Linked DNA regions of Mus musculus: region 2 is linked to region 1. Evidence: chromatin loops called from intact Hi-C (ENCODE). Cell type or tissue: left cerebral cortex. All regions are shown on one strand. Links, peaks and the distances in the headings refer to the core of each region. The heading gives the core; the rest is flanking DNA. Region 1 holds the start of Scn3b (sodium channel, voltage-gated, type III, beta). Region 2 has its middle 33 kb from the start of Zfp202.

What was found. Hi-C counts contacts between places; a loop is a spot of excess contacts. Peaks named below come from ENCODE experiments on the same cell type or tissue, not always from the same donor. Only the 100,000 strongest peaks of a DNase experiment are listed, where the experiment ranks them.
Region 2: a loop joins it to region 1, with 2.7 times the contacts of the local background. A loop is called at or near these places in 7 of 42 quality-filtered maps.

What each region holds. Positions count from the first base shown.
Region 1 is chr9:40,265,602-40,273,936 of GRCm38, reverse strand. It overlaps Scn3b (sodium channel, voltage-gated, type III, beta), which reads right to left and starts at 4,721. Exons shown (of 7, transcript NM_001083917.1): 1 at 4,335-4,721; 2 at 3,890-3,969. The coding sequence starts at 3,944. In left cerebral cortex, for the core only: CTCF peaks have their summits at 5,528 and 5,728 (motif pointing left); DNase peaks (open chromatin) are centred at 2,613, 3,921, 4,663 and 5,419; H3K4me3 peaks cover 3,848 bases; H3K27ac peaks cover 2,734 bases.
Region 2 is chr9:40,220,809-40,229,143 of GRCm38, reverse strand. No RefSeq gene overlaps it. Among named protein-coding and RNA genes, the nearest start is that of Zfp202, 33 kb to the right of the region's middle. In left cerebral cortex, for the core only: CTCF peaks have their summits at 870 (motif pointing left), 4,484 and 4,687; DNase peaks (open chromatin) are centred at 861 and 4,567.

The sequences.
Region 1 (8,335 bases), core at 105-8,104:
TGTGGGAAACCAGCCAACATAGAGAACAGAGAGATGAGAGAGGTAGGGAGGTCAGGGCCCCAACATGGCAAATCTTATAGGTCACAGTCAGAGCTTTGCCTTTTGAGCAGCACTCTCTAGGGAACATTGCAGGGTTCCCTGTTGAATGGCCTGACTTCTGCTATGCTGCATGGTCAAGGGGAAAATAAATTGGCAGGTGAAGCAACTTCAAAGGTGAAGGCAGAGAGAATGATTAGGAGGCTGGGACAGGGCCTGCAAGATAGCTCAGCAGATAAAGCCACTCATAGTCAGGCTGAACAGCCTGAATTCAACCCCCAGGGCCCACATGTTAGAAAGAACCGCCTCGCTCAAGTTATCTTCTGACCTCTATGTGTGCACAGGTTCATGTCTGTTCCCTTCTCCTCCAAGAGAAATAAATGATTTTTTTTTTTCAGGCAGCTGAAGAGGTGGCTTAGAGGTTGAAAGTAATTGCCTTTCTTGCAAAAGACCCTAATTTGGTTCCTAGCACCTATGTCAGGTACCTTATTTCCCATCTGTAACTTCAGCTCCAGGGGTGGCCTCTAGGTGACCCCTAAATATGTACACATACTTACATGCACACACGCACGCACCACATACATATATATGAAATAATTTTTTAAAAAATATAAAGCAGTTCAGTGGTGTGATTGGGAGGTTCTTTTTGACTAGTGGATAGCGGAGCTGGCTTAGCAATGTTAAAGAGGTTTGGGGCCTGTATTATCATGAATACATAGACCAGATTGCAGAGGAGGTGCACCACCACTTATTTGTAGCGAAGGGGAGAAAGCACACTGCACAGTCAGGGTGGTAGATGTCATGTGGCAGTGGATGGAATGGGGCTGCTCTCTTCAGCATGCCATTGGATCGTGTACCCACTGTGAACCTTCTCCTGGCTAACGTCCAGTGTTCAGGCAGGAGACTTCTGCTCCGGAAGCCCTGCGCAGCACATTGCAAAATGGCCACAAAGTTCCCCCACCTCCTTTGCTTGCACTCTACCCTAGGACCTCCTTGCTCCTCCTATCAACAGTGAAGTCAGTCTCTCCACCGTCTCACTGCCTTTCTGTCTGTGACACCATCTCGGTACCCACCCAAGGCGGTACCTGTGGAAGGGGTTAAGCCACATCACTGGCTATAAATCGTAATCTCTTGGAATGTTGTAGCCTGCATCGTTGACCTTGGAATGCACCATCATTTCTATAGCGATGATGAAGACCATCGTGAGGGCAAAGGTGGTGCCTCAAGGATTACAGACTAACACTTAGAACCAACTTCCCTGCTCCTTTCAGACTTTTCTTTTCTTTGCCCTTCCTGAGTTCTCCCTAGAACGGTTCCTCTACAGTAAGATAATGAAGGCTTTAATTAGAATGTAAATAATGCACAAGGCATGGTTATGAATAAAGATATTTTTAGATGTTAACATCCTGAAACAGTTTAGCCTATCAGATTAGCAGGGCCTTGGAGGAATGGAGTCCAGGAAGGGCTTGCCAGGGGAAGAAGAAAACTCCCCCTAATAATACAATGGACCCCTGTAGAGCAAAACTAGAGAAGGCACAGGGAGCTAAAAGTTGGATGAACTCCTAGGAAAGGGGGGGGCGGGTGGTGGAATGAGAGGGAGGCTCAGAGGGAAAATTCCAGGACTAATGTCCACTTGGCAATTGTACACAATATCACATGTGTCTACGAGGGATGCTGGAAGACCAAGACAGGAAAGATAACTGCTCTCTATCAACCCTCTGCCCTTTATGAACTCACCTTCTCCTGCCTAAAATGGAAATCAGTCATGTCACTCTGCCCTGTCACAGTGACCAAAAGAAGTAATGGATATTAGAATTATATGCAAACAAAATAAAATTGTACTTTTTAGTGAGGCTACTTCCCTTACACAAACAGCCAGGCATTCTGAAACCCTTTTGGTGAGCCAATGTTTGGGTTACAAAACCTTGGGATGAGCAGGGGTAGAAGTGACTTGTACAGTTAGTCGGCCCAAAGATTTTGGGGGAAGTTTGGGCCCTCTGCATATTCTAATAATATTCTGTAGGTGTTCTCTTATGGTTGGGTTGTCAGCTGAAAGGCATGTTTGATGTAATCTGTGACAACTTTCAAGCTTCATATTTATCAGACATTCTGAGGATGTTACCTAACAAAAATAAAGTGGTAGAGCAGAGATAGAACTGAGACACAGGGCTTTGTGAGTCCTGGGCAAGAGGGCCAAGACTGCCCTCCCCACCCTCTGGAATTCAGAGTTTGGAAAGATGACGGCAGACCCTTCTCTACAACGTGAGCCTCAGCCACACCTTCTCCTATCCTGCCACACTAACCTTCCTTAAGCCCAACCGGCCTAGCTTTTCCCTGGAGCAAATATCAACCTTGATCTTCAAGACAAATGAGCTCCTTGGCAGCCCCTATGTCAGCTTCATCTCCAAGTCTCCTGTAGGCTACAGGGAATGGGTTGTGGTGAGTCTGCCCTTGGGGTTGGCATCATTCTCTTCCTTTTCTTTCCTGTTCTTGTTTCACTAGGCATTTTGTTCAACAGGAAACTTGGTTCCTTCCTCTTCTGGTCACGTGCAAAATCTAAATAATACATTCAGCTACAGTTAGTATCCAAGGCTTGACAAAGTGATATTCAGGCAAGGAGGCATGCCTGCCACTGCACAGGCAGAGTGCGAGCCAAGCCCATCACAGGAACATAATCCCACGAGCCTACTTTATGTAAGGGAGGTGGGTACAATCCATTATGGTTTTGTTGATTTGAATTTAGAGGAAGGTAAGCTAAACCCATACAAACTGACTTATCAACTGAAGAGCACCTATACTTGAACCAAGGGCAGAGTCAAAGACATGAAAGCAAAACTGTTAGAAGCACACACACACACACACACACACACACACACACACACACACACACACTGTTAAGTCTCACTAGTCCATTCAGATACTCATACTGACATGCTCAGATGCATGCCTGGGCACACACTTATAAACAGAGACATACATTAACATACTGTAAAACACTGTGTGTGTCACACACTCACATATTAGCACTTAGATGTTCAATTCCCTTAGCACACATTCAGGTATCCAATTGTGAGCTATGCTTGAAGCTGTTTAGCCCAGCATTATTGTCACAAGTCCCTTATTTGGAGGGGCAATGTCATCTGAGTCTCTTACAACTGACAACCAAGAAAAAAACAAAAAACAAAAAAAACAAAGATCCAGAAACAAACCCAAGAACAACAAAACCAGCTTACCAAATATCAAAGCCCTTCAGTTCCTGCAAACTAAATGCATTTCTCATCTGTCTATCAGTGCACAGCAGCAAATGGCTGGAACTGCTATCCCATCCATTCTTAGTTAAAATTTAACAGATGGACAAGCTATAGTTTCTCTCTCTCAAAATTCATGCATCCAGGTTTTGTGCTTTTTTTTAAACCATAGAGAGAAATGAGTGTGCCCCCCCCCCCCACACACACATACACCAAATCATTGAGATTTTCAGGACTGACTGACTCTTCACTGAGCGATGCAAATGTAAAAAATGCAAGCAAGATTTTGAAATAATAAACGGATACATTCCTTTTCAGCAAAGGGGGAAGGGAGGAGAAAAAATAAAAATTAGGAAAGACGGGAATCAGAGAAGCATTAAAGATGGTTAGGAGGGAAAAAAAAATCAAGGCACAGGGAGCAGGGAGGTGCCTTTGCAAACCTCCAAACCCAGGTCTCTGGGAGCGCGTGTGGATCTCCATGTCTGGCAAAAATGCACAGAGAGAAACCAGAGCTCCTTTTTGTCACCATCGACATCACTTAAGTGTTGTTATTGTTAGCACGATGCGTGGTATTAGCACATTGCAAGGCAGGGTGCTGTACTTACCCCAGTAGATGAGCACTAGAGAAGCTAGGGGAAGCAATCTGTTGAAGGCAGGCATCTTTTCTCGTAAGTGGTTTCTGGAACTGAACAGAGAGGATCTCTGTCAAGGACTGAGCCCTCTGATTCTTTCGAGGAAACCTTCAGGGATTAACTGCCCCTAAGGGAGCGGACCTTCTGAGTGGGAGGAGGAAGAAAAAGGTCAAGTCCCCTTCCTAGGGGGTCTGCGGGATCTGGAGCCCAGTGTAGGTGTCAGCTGAAGCCACCTCGCTAAAGCGAGCCTCGGGGCTTGGCTCAGCACCACGGACAGTAGCCTTCCCGCCCACCCCACTCTTGGAATTCCAACCCTCTCCTCTGCTTGCGTTTGCAACCAAAGCAAAGTGGACTGGGAAGGGAGTCTCGCAGCCGGCGCGGGGATGCTGGCCTGTGGAAGGAGTCAGTGTTGATTCACCTCTCGCCTCCCCTAGGGACAGCGACTTCGATCCACCGAGACTCAGAATCTCGGGCTTCTACGGCGGGGCAGGCTTCTCCAGCTGGGCGTGTCCCCACTCCAGCCGTCGTCTGGGCTACAGAATGTGTTCCACTTCAGTCTTGTACACAGCAGCCCCGGGCTCCCATGAGGTCCACCAGGCGTGGAAAGAGGCGGGAGCTTCGGTGGGACTGGCGATCTCAGAGGTGGAGGCTGGGTAGAGGGGGGGACCCCCTTCCGCGGGGCGCGTCTCTGGATCCTGCGAAGCCCCGATGCTGGGCGATTGGGTGATCAAGCCGCCCCTCTCCAGGGCCACCCCCTAGCTGAATGTGTTGCTAGCCTTGACATGCGCAGGCAGCTCTCTGCCGCTTTGGTCGCTATGGACCCTCCCCCTTGGACACATATTCCCCACCCCTAAACCCACGTGCCCCTCCCAGGGCTGGCGCGTTGAGAAGAGGGGGAGGAGCGCAAACACCCTCCGACCGCGGTGGCTTCTTGTCTGGCTAGCTGGCTGTCACCTCGGTTTTCTACTGTCTGGGTTTCTCTCTGAGTTATGGACACACACATAGCTTCCACCTATTTACCCACCCCCTCCAGGCAACCCCACTCCTGCTGCCTCCCAAATACACTTGCCCACAGCTCTGGGGAATGGAGGGACACATCTCTTTGAAGCAATGATGTCATCTATAATAGTTACAGTACCAGCTAGCTCCTGGCTGGCTTCTCTTCGCCCTCTACTTTATCCCCCCCCCCCTTCTTGCCTCCCCAGCCTTTGAATTGCCTTGATTAATGGGTTCCCACACAAGGGACACAGCAAGGCAATTTCTGCTTGTAGCAAATAGGGTAGGGTGTGGCACACCTGTCCCTACCTCAGTGCTCAGTCTAGTTCCAAATGCGAGCTTCGGATAAGCTTTAGGGTAGGGATAAGGAAGGATGATTTCTCGTTTCCCAAGTTATCTGAGGTGCCCCACCTTCCCCAACCATTTGTAGGCAGATAGACGATGTGATGTTGAGACGGTTTCCAACTCTTAGACGCTCCGAGTCCTAGCAGCTGCTGAGCATCCCCGCCCTATTTCTGGAAGGGAAACCTGAACCTTTACACTCAGTTATAAACTCGAATTGACTTAACGGATTAGGCATGCCTGGAATCGAAGGGAAGGCTTAATGGTGAAAGACTGGTACAAAAGTCTGGCTCCTGCCCAGGCCCTTTTCTCCTGTTCTCTAGCCAAAAAGGGGTGGGGGTCGGGGGGGGGGGCATAACAGTGATATTCCTAAAGGGAATGCGGAGTAACAGCTGACGGTAAATGAACTATACACAGGAAATGCTCCCTGCTAAATGTCACATACACAGTCACAGAAGGTCCTCAGTCAGGTTTCTTCCCGGGCCGAGAGCCACGGGGTCGTAAAACGCCATCTTGTGTTGAGGATCAGCCTTTGAGGTTCTCAAAATCTGCAACATCTTTCACAACTCAGGAATCAGTGAGGCGCTTTCCTGACGAGTGTGCTGGAACTCTCTTGTGTGACAGCTGGCTCTTCACAGCTTAACCGCCCCCCGCCCCCCCCTTCTGACGCGTAAGGAAGTTCTTTGTACTCATTTGACTTCTATACCCATTCCTCCCCAAGCTGCATTAATCGTTCTTGATACATTTTCCTCAATAAAGAAGTCATTTCCTCCATGACCCATCGCAAGAACTTTTTGTTTGGAACTAAACTTCTCCAGTGTACAATAGTTTCTAGCCAACCCCAATCTCTGACTACCCTGGCTACTTTTTTCACTCATCAACATGATTCTCTGACATTATGAATAGGAGCTAGTCCTTTTTGTGTGGTCTGAGCAGAACAAATCTGATGGAATCAGAAGAAAATTGCTCAAGAGGAAAAATATATTCAAACACCGCATGTCCTTCACAATGGGCTTGCGTTCGGTTAAAATCGGAAGTTTGTTTGTTTGTTTGTTCAGTTTACCTGACTTGCTGCAGTCATTTTGTATGTGTGCATAGAATCTGGAAAGCTGTATCATGAAACTTTGAGCTTACTGTTGGGTATGATTCGTTCCAGGCAGCACACTCTGTCAATAGTTCTGTTCAATTTCAATTCAGTCATGAAATATAACTTTCTGCTTAAATTTGGCATAAAAAAAATCACTTAATCTATACACAGTTTTTAGCAAGCAAACAGATAAAAGCAAAACACAGAGCAGGACTACTGTCATGCTCTCGAGGCCTCACTCAAGCTTAAATGGATTTTTTTTCAGAAGTCATAGAGGCCAAACATGTTTTCCTACTAACGCATATACAGCATGATACATTAAAAAATTACAATCAAAGGCAGGTGAGAGTAATTAGATTTATATCACAGAACCAATACATCACGATTAAAGTATGATTATAATTTGTTTTGTGTATTTATGTGTGTGTGTGTTTGTCTGTGTGTCTGTGTGTCTGTGTGTGTGTGGGCAGAGGAGTGTGTTCCAGAATGTGTATGGAGGTCAGAAGACAATGTGTGTAGTTGACCATGTCAGTCCTGTATATAGAACTCAAGTCATTAAGCTTGGTGCAAGAACCCTTGCTCCAAAACCCATCACCTCACCAGCCCCGTTCTGAGGATTTATTAGCAGAATTTGAAATGTTCCCTTGGTAAGTTCTGAGGTTTTGGAAAGTGTATCTGCTTCAAGTTCTCACAAACCATTTCACCAGCTCCTTATATGTGCAGAGGATGGCCTTGTCGGGCATCAATGGGAGAAGAGGCCCTTCGTCCTTTGAAGGCTTGATGCCCCAGTGTAGGGTAATTCAAGGGCAGGGAAGTGAGAGTGGGTGTGTGGGTGGGAGCACACTGTCATAGAAGCAGGGGGAGGGGGGATGGGATAGGGGGTTTTGGGAGGGGGGAACTGGGAAAGAGGATAAGATTTGAAATGTAAATAAAGAAAACAGCCAATAAAAAAGAAAAACAAAAACAAAAAGAAAACCCAGAGCACTTGTTCTCGCTGTTCTGTTGTTCCCTCTGGCAGGAGCTTTCTGCCATACTTATAAGTACGTTAAGTTTCTTGAAGTCCATCTGGTCTGTGCCGGGATGTGTTTTTAAATTTGAATTTTATTTTATGTATATGGGTGTTTTGCTCGTGTGTACATATGTGCACGGTGTACATGCAGTGCCTGCGGAAGCCAGAAGTGGAGATCAGATCCCTTGGAACTAGAGTTATAGATTATTGTGAACCACAAAATGTGGGTGCTAGGAACTGAGCCTGGGGTCCTCTGGATAAATAACAAGTTCTCTTAACTGCTGAGCCATCTCTCTAGCCCTTGTTCCGTAAGCTTTTAAAGCACTTAACATGGTAAGTTATCCCTTCGTCTTTGTGATGGGTGCTGCTCTGTCTTGCTGATGTTAGCTTGACATTTCTCTGTCGTAAACATTCTGCTCTTGCTGATATGTAAGGCTATGGGTGATGATTGATCTTGACTGCCAGCCTGCTTGCATTGAGCACATAGGAGGTTACTAAGGGCCACTCTGGTTGTGTCTGTGAGGGCCTTCCCCAGGAAGGAGAAATCTACCCAGAATATGGAAGACACCATTACAAGGGGCTGGGGCTGGATGGACTGAAAGAAAAGGGAGAAAGCATAGTAGTGTTGATAATCTGTCTTTCTGCTTCCGACCAAAGCAGGCAGACAGGTGAGTTCTACACCACTTCATCTTCCTATCATGATATTGTGACACCTCTACAAAGCAAACCTTTTTTCTCCCTTAAGTTGCTCATGTCAGGCATTTTGTCATAGTAACTAAAACTGGACCAAGATGCCATATGATCAGCTTTCTAAGCAACTGACATAGAGGTCTAAATTTCACAAAGTGATATATAATTGTGTTTTGGTGTCCACAGGTGCTTGGTAGAGACTCAAATTTGCAGATGTGCAAAGCCATCCTATAAAGTGGAACTGAGTTTGTATATAACCTTTACATGTCCTCCCTTATGCTTTAAATTATCTCTA
Region 2 (8,335 bases), core at 201-8,200, 45 kb after region 1:
GGGCACAGGACGCTTGGTCATCAACCAGTGTCTCCTATGCCACTTATCCTATTCAAACAGCTCCGTTCCTAAAATAACTGTCTTTGAACTTCCTATAATCTCATTGTGGTGTCTGTCTCCTTAAGAAAAAAGGAACCTAACATGGAGAGAGTGCACGTAACTATAATCCCCCCCCACACACCCCTGCCGCAGGCTGCTGCTGAGGCACAACAAAGGATCATGAATTTGAGGCTAGCCTGGGCTACAGATTATGATTCTAATTTTTCACATACTTATATTATTGATGGAGAGTTGACTGTTTTCAGTATTTTGCTAGTATATGTAATTTTCCATGGGTGCATATAATCATTTTATTTCTTCTGACCAGCACTCAGAAGTATCTGTAACATGCTTTTAGCAACAACTATAAAGAACTCTTCAAATGTTGGCTTCAGTTGCCCCTCCCCAGGAGTGGGAGAGAGCCCAGTTGCTCCCCAGACCTACCATCTCTGGGGTTCTGAGCCCTTCTCAGTGGAGTTATTCTGTTGGGGTGCATGGTAGACTCTCACGGACCTGATGGTTTAAAGTTTCCTGCTGATAACGGTGCTCCCGCCTCCCTTGTGCTTTGTACCCATTTGCATGTCCTCATGTGCGACCTGTCTTGTTTGGAGCGTTGCTCCCAGAAGATGTTATATTTTTATGTCATTATTGTACTTTTACATTATCAATATAGCTCTCCAACCTCATAGATAATAAGCTCCTTTATACCCAAGAGCTATGCACTATTCATTAATTTCCTAGTGCATAGCTTATGCTTCCCACTGTACACTTGCTGAATAAAAAGAACAGGTGTTTAGGACTCACTCCATGATGATGAAATGTCGCCACCTTGTGTCCAGAGTGAATGAGCAGGAGGATGCAAAGTCAGTTGGCTTACTTATTCCTTGAGCTCATTTTGTTTTGTTTTGTTTTGTTTTGTTTTGTTTTGTTTTTTGAGACAGGGTTTCTCTGTGTAGTCCTGGCTGTCCTGGAGCTCACTGTGTAGACCAGGCTGGCATCGAACTCAGAAATCCGCCTGCCTCTGCCTCCCAAGTGCTGGGATTAAAGGCGTGCGCCACCACTGCCCAGCCCTTGAGCTCATTCTTAAATTCTCCCTGCCTCTTTCCTTTTCTCTGTCTCTGTCTCTCTCTATTTCTCTCTGTCTCTGTCTCTGTGTGTGTGTGTGTGTATGTGTGTGTTTTGAGACAGGGTCTCACCCTGTAGCCCAGGCTGCCCAAGGATTCACTAGTTAGTTCCTGTCTTGGATTCACAGCAATCCTCCTCCCTTTGTCCTCTGAGTGTTGGAGTAACAGGCAGGAACCCCTATGCCTTGTTTTGAGCTTTCTTTTATACGTGACATAAAAAAAATACATTGCGTATTTCTTCCACATACTTATTTTTTTCTTTAAAATTATATACTTATTTTCATTTTGTTGAAAACACTTGAGGTTTAGGTTTGTGTGACTTTCACTACTTGAGCAGCTGATGACAGTTTAAGATGCTGGGCGGTATATACTCAGGAAAAGCGGTCAATCAGTGGTCATTGTGTTCTAACTGTGTGGCAGGTGCTGAACATACTCTGAGATATATTCAAAAATATTTGACATTCTCAGAGGCTAAAAAAATGGAATATTATAGGAAAAAGGCCTGAAAAAGCCAGTGTTCACCAATTCATTCATCAGTCCGTGATCGAACACACACTGCTGTGCATTTGCCGTGTGCCAGACACTGCAGCATACGGTAAAACCCAAAGGTGTATGCTTTAAACCCTGGCTGCTCCAAGGAAACCTACATTAAAATTAGATTTGTTTGCGCCAAATTCAGGACTTTTTTGTAGTTTTGCCTGACTATAAATCCCTGCAGCCTGAGCTTGCTGTGTGACAGTCTTTCCCTGGGGAGATACAACGTGTGGGCCTACTCATCTCAGAAAGGGAGGGAGTCCACAATGGATTAAAGTAATGATTGTGCCAATGTCCACTTTACTAACAGGAAGATGGGTGGAGGGTTACTCAGAAAACAGCCACTTTACTACAAGGCCCTCCAGACATGAGAACTGTATCCCTGAACAGCTTGACCTACCCAACATCTCTTTCCTTAGTTTGGCTGCTCAGAGTCTCCACCTCCAACGACTGTTGGGAGACCCAGAGTCACCTCTGGTTACAGATAGATGAGGGGGTCCTAGACAAAGGTGGGAGGGGGTGCCAGACTTCACTGATCATCTCAGTTCTTTCTCCCTCCTAAGTCACTCATCAGCCCACCATTAGGATGAAAGGCAACAGTGGATTGATGAGGTCTAGAGACATCATGCGTGCCTTCCTCCATGGATGACTTCTCTGTCCAGGTTATAAGATATAAGGGTGTGGCCTTGATGTCAGTGGTCACAGTTAGGGACAGTTCCCTTCTGACAGAGAACAATGGGAGGTGCCTTAGATCTGTTATGACTGGGGTACTGGTAGTCATACCCGAATCCCTTTTATCTGTCAGGATTAGATGTATTCTGAAAGTTTTCTACACCAAAGTAGTAAGAACTTGGCCTTGGATTTGGGTGGGGGTGAAAGCAGAATGTGGTGGTAAGCTAGATTTGTTGTCGGTGTTGGGGCCAATGTCTCAATTGTTTTACTTTCTCCTTTGTACCCTTCTCTCTCAAAGATTTGCTTTTTAAATGTGCACGTGCTGTTAGGGGCTGAGACTCAGACTCCCCAGACTCAAATAATATGCAAAGCAAAGACGTTTACTCTTTAGAAACAACCAGCCTGCAGGGGTCAACCATTCACCACAATGTCAGTGACCAGAGGAGTTGGCAGGGCTAGGGGAATTTTCTAGAAGGGTTAGATAACCTCTAACACCATTGGCTAGAAGCGCAGCATTGTAATTAGTAACATTTTGATTGGTTGCTATGTTAGTTTTATTATTTTTGGTGAGGCTTTGAATAATTTCAAGAACCGACTCGGTTCTAACCTCATTATCCTCTTCGGCTAGGTGTTGCAGGAACTGACTCACTTCTGGACTTATCCTTCCTTTCCCAGTGTCATTGATTAATGGCCCAATGTTCATAGTTCCCCTGAGGAATCTTGTTCATTTTCCTGGGAAACTGAAGATTTTCAAAGCCAGGGTATTTGGACCTCTCAGTGCGTGTGTGCATGTGTATAAATTTATGTGTATCATGGTCATGCGCTAGTACCGGTGGAGCTGCAGACAGCGTCCGATTCCCTGCAGCTGGAGTTGCGAGTGAGCCACCTGATATGTCTACTGGGAACCAAACAGACACAGGATCCCTGGAAGAGCATCAAGCATCCTTAACCATGGATCCGTCTTTCCAGTCCATTTGCATTTCTCTCTCTCTCTTGAGAAGCTCATGTGATGACTGGTCACAGGAAATAGTTCCTTGTCCTCTCCCAAATGTTCCATTAAACTGGCGAGTAAGAGGCGTTTTCTTTCTATCTTGCATTATACTATATTACAAAGAGTGCCTGTAGCCATCGATTGATAATCACATAGACTCCTGGAGATTTTTTTTTTTTAGACATGAAATTACTATTTGATGAACACGGAAGCTTTTCTAACATGAACCAAAATTGGGCTGGCTACTGGAAAAATGAATGACAGTGAGTTGCTTTCTTTATTTGAGAAAAGGAACACGATTATGATGTGCTCAGGGCTGTGATGGATGAGTGTGGAGGGGACATGGAAGGTTGCTTCTTGGGCGAAGTGGAGAATGAATTGAGAATAGGGAGGAACTGGCAAGCAAGTATGGGTAAGAGCCAAGGGGTGGACCAAGATGTTTCCTGAGGAAAGAGTCTACAAGCAAGGGCAAAGTATCTGTGTCTCGTCCCCTACGTGCTGCAGGGCCGCTGGACACTTGTACCCTGAGAAATAATAGGACAAACTCAATATTTAACAATCCCACTGTCAACTACATTATGAGAAGTAACAGGGCAGACTTCAATATTTAAGGATTACATAATGGGTGAGTTAGAATGTGGTACCTCTGAATGCAGATGTGCCTGTTAGGATGCCACGTGATGGCAGTGAGCAGGGAGACTTGACATGGGTATAGATGTGGGTCCTTACAAATAATTCAAAATTAGTGCCGTGGACAGATATTCAGAGAAAGGGAAAGGGAGACATTATCACAAATCACAGCCGAGCTTTAGAAGATGGTGGCCAGCTATTCTTAGGAAGAATAGACAGGGAGAGGGGAAGGCAAGAAAGGGAGGGGAAGGAAGGGAAGAGAAGGAGGGAAGGGGCGCTCAGAGAGGATTCAACCCCTCTAATTTCTTGCTGCTTCTAAGGAGGACTGAAGGTGTTCCCTGTCGGGTGTGATGTTGTGCTCTCTGCTAAAGTCCCGCAGCACCCTGCCTTGATGTATTGATTTAGAATTTTTTCAGGTCATAGTGCCACAAGGAAAAGTGTTACCGAACAGCTTAGTTGCATAGTCCGGCTTAGGTCCGGAGATCTACTTGGTCATAAGTAGCAAGGCTTTGTATGTGTGCCTCTTGAAACTCAGGGATGATAGTAGGATGCTTTCAGGTTGGTTTTAGGATCTCAGCCATTTCCCTAATCCTAAAGCAGGATTTTGCTGACCTGGAGTCCCTGAATGCTGAGTGAATCTCCCGTGTTGGGAGCAGCCTTCTAGTGGTACTATTTCAAATTGCAAGTAGGTCTGAAAGGAAGCAGGTGAGCATTTCCTTGATGAAATTGCCTTCATTTTCTTTGAGAAGACATGCTCATGCTCAGAATTTAGCCCTTGGTCAGAGTTCATTAAAAACTGTTCACCTTTTCGTGTGTTACCAATATCCACATTGAATCTATTTGAGAGTAGATTAACTTATACACTGTCATTCACACTTGCTGATGAAAGGAAAATTTGAATGTAACGCAAAGGACCTTTGTTTCTTACTGTATCTCTCTTTTGTCATCAGAGTGTCTCCAGGAAAAGCTGACATGCCCTTTTCTGAATAATACAGCCCTGAATCTGTATTAGCGTTGCTCGTATGTCTATAATGATTTCAGGGCTTGCCATTTGGCATTGGGTAGCTAGTTGCGGGAGGGAGTCATCTCTGAGAGAAGACTAAGTCTCCCTCTCTCAGCAGTCCTTAGTTTCCGGTAGTTTTTTGTCTAGAAGTGGGACCTCATCAGAATTCCTCCTTCTACATTAGCATGTTTATTAATATTGCCCTTGTTCAGGTCTTGTCCAGGCAGCCATATTGTCATGTTGTCATGGGTATAGCTTCCCTGTCATTTCTAGGAGACACAATCCCACAGCAAGTTTCCTAGACATCTGGCACAATCTTTCTGTCCCCACTGCTGTGATGTTCAGAACCTCAGCTTCCTTCCTGAAGTTATTTTGGGTTGTGCATGCCCATGGTGCTTACTCCTCCTTTTATTTTGGTGTCTTTTTTCTCTATTGTTGGCTTCCCCATCCTGATCGTGGGTTGGACTAATATGCTTGTTTGTACCTTGATCATTTCACTAGGGAACTTTTATAGTATTCATCTATTTTTGTTGCTGGTTTTTTTTCTTTTGTTGTTGTTGTTTTGTTTTTGCTTATTTCAGGTGTTTTTGAAACCCAGTAATTGAAAGTTTTTGATATTTTGCAGGACACTGTCAGCCAGTTTTTCTTTTTCACTGTTCATATTTCTGTGTTACAGTCTGTTGGCTTGTACGTCTCTTCTGGTTCTATTTGGCTATCTTCTTACTGATGATGCTCTTTCGGAGGGCTCAGCCCTCTGTATCTCCAAGACAGAGGAAAAAATTAGCAACAGAAGCATTATATTATTTACCTTTAAAGAATTAAACTTAAATTTGATTAAAGCCCATTAAACTAACATAAAAAATTATAAAATAGAAACACTAGAATGAATAAAGAATGTTCTATGAAATAAAAAACATCAGGGTAAATGCAAAAACAGTAAGCAGGTGTGACAAGCAAAGGAGACAGAGAAAGGGGAGCGTTATGGAGAAGTGGGTTACAGAAGTGGAGGGAGTGTTAGCAAGGAGAGAAAAAGAGCAAGAACCCAGAAAAATATTTCTCATTAGTTAAAAAGATCAAAACAAAATAAATTAAGCCGGGTGTGCTGGCGCACACCTTTAATCCCAACACTCTGGAGGCAGAGGCAGGCGGATTTCTGAGTTCGAGGCCAGCCTGGTCTACAAAGTGAGTTCCAGGACAGCCAGGGCTGGCTATACAGAGAAACCCTGTCTCGAAAAACCAAAATAAATAAATAAATAAATAAATAAATAAATAAATAAATGTAAAAAAGCACAAAAGATAATAATAATGTCTAAGAACCACCAAAAGTACAATAGAGAAGAAAAATGTTGGGGAATGTAAGAGGGAAGGAGAAGGGATGAAAAAATGGAAACCGGGCTCAGGAGAAGATGGCTTGTTGACGTGCTTATATTACTGTGCAAACATGAGGAGTTCAGACCCAGACCCACATAAAAAGCCAGGGCAGCAATGTGTGCCTGTATGGTTGTCCTCGGAAAGGACTTTCTTGCCAATGAAAGTACAACTTGATTTCAGGTCCTTCAAGTCAGAGTGGCTCACATTAAGAGAATAGACAAGAGATGAGGGTGAAGATGTGTGTAAAGGGGAACCCTTTACACTAATGGGTGACTGGTGTTCCTCCTTGTTTGAAACTCTCCTGTTTGTTTAGAATTCTTTCAAGTGTTGCCTGCAATGCTCATTTAGCTCTCATAAATTGTTTACTTTATGCTAATCTTCCAAATGTTACTTCCTCATTGACTTTAAATGATGAGCTTGCTGAACGCACTGATTTTGGCTGACAGCTTTCTACTCCCAAGGCTTCACGTACACACTCCCTGATTTGCTGGCTGCTAGTTTTGGCCAGGTAATCTGGAATGATTCTGACGCTTTACCCTTTGCACACAAGTTGGCCTTTTCCTCTTACAGCTTTTCATGTTGCTTCTTTGTCCTACAGTCTTGGCACTTTAGCCATAATGTAATCTGGTGAGCTTCTTTCAAGAGTATGTCAATTTGGAGTTCTAAACGTCTTCTGTTTTTAGATGTTTCCATCAATTCTTCCAAGCTATAAACTCTATAATCAGAAAACACAGAATAGCATATATGGAAACAAATAGTGTACCTATTATTTTAGTGAGCAATTTAAATGCATTCACTCCCAGTTTTTGATAGATCAAAATGAAAAATAAAGAAGGTACATTACATATTTAACTAACAAAATGTAATAACTTATGGCAATAAAGATCCGTCTCTGAGTTTTATAGTATGTACTGCTCCCATGCAGGCATGGAATATTTAAGATTAGCCAGGCTCAAACCTAAGAGTCCAGCTACTCATGAGGTAGGAGCAGTAGGATTTCTGTGAGTTTGTGGTCTGCCTTGGCTACATAATGAATTTCAGACCAGCATTAACTACTGAGTGACAGAGAAAAAGAAATCATTTAAAATTATGGCTAAACTATGGGACAATAAAGTCTTGAAGTATCAAAGGATGAATGTAATATGGCTTTCTTTCTCTAACATTTTATGTGAAGATAAAAACCAAAACCAAAACAACCATTGTCATATGTTTGGAGATTTTTGAATTCACTTATAAACAATCATTGCATCAAAAAGAAATACTAATAAAACTTTGCAAACACTACTGCAGCAAAATGTAAATACCACTTATGAGAATTAGTAGTCCACTCTGAAGACAGTGCTGAGGGGCATTAGAGAGTAGAAAAAAAGCTTCAAAATTTAATGAGCCAAAATGTTGACTCAATAAATTTTAAAAAAGCAATAAACTAAATATAGAAAGTAATGACAAAAAAGAAAGCATGTTAATAAACCAAAGTAGTTGGTTCTTTGAAAGGATTACTAAACTATGTCAATACTGATCACACCATGAAACTCAATGAGCATTGAGCCTTAGAACAGGTAAATATTTTGACAATTACATCAGGGTTGGTTGTATGAAGCAAAAAATCATGCCTTATGAAAATACATGGCAGCAGTTACACTTGGGATGGAGAAAACGGATGGAGTTGAAATGCTTGCAGCTTAGGCATTACTGAAGAAGTGGTGACGGTTTGGAGACTAGGAATCAGAGGTATATACTGGGATGTCAAGGGTAACCACTAAAATGGTGTCTTAAAAATACAGTTGACAAGTCAATAAAGGGGAAATAACGAAGTAGTAAAATTATTAATGCATGCATGACCAGCACATGTTGATCTCTGGGGCCACCTCCCTAACACATGTTGCCTGCTTCCAGCAGGAAGAGGGACTGGCCCCAGCCCCACATATCCTCAATGTAAGAATCTTCTAGTCTGTTAAGGATGGCTGAATG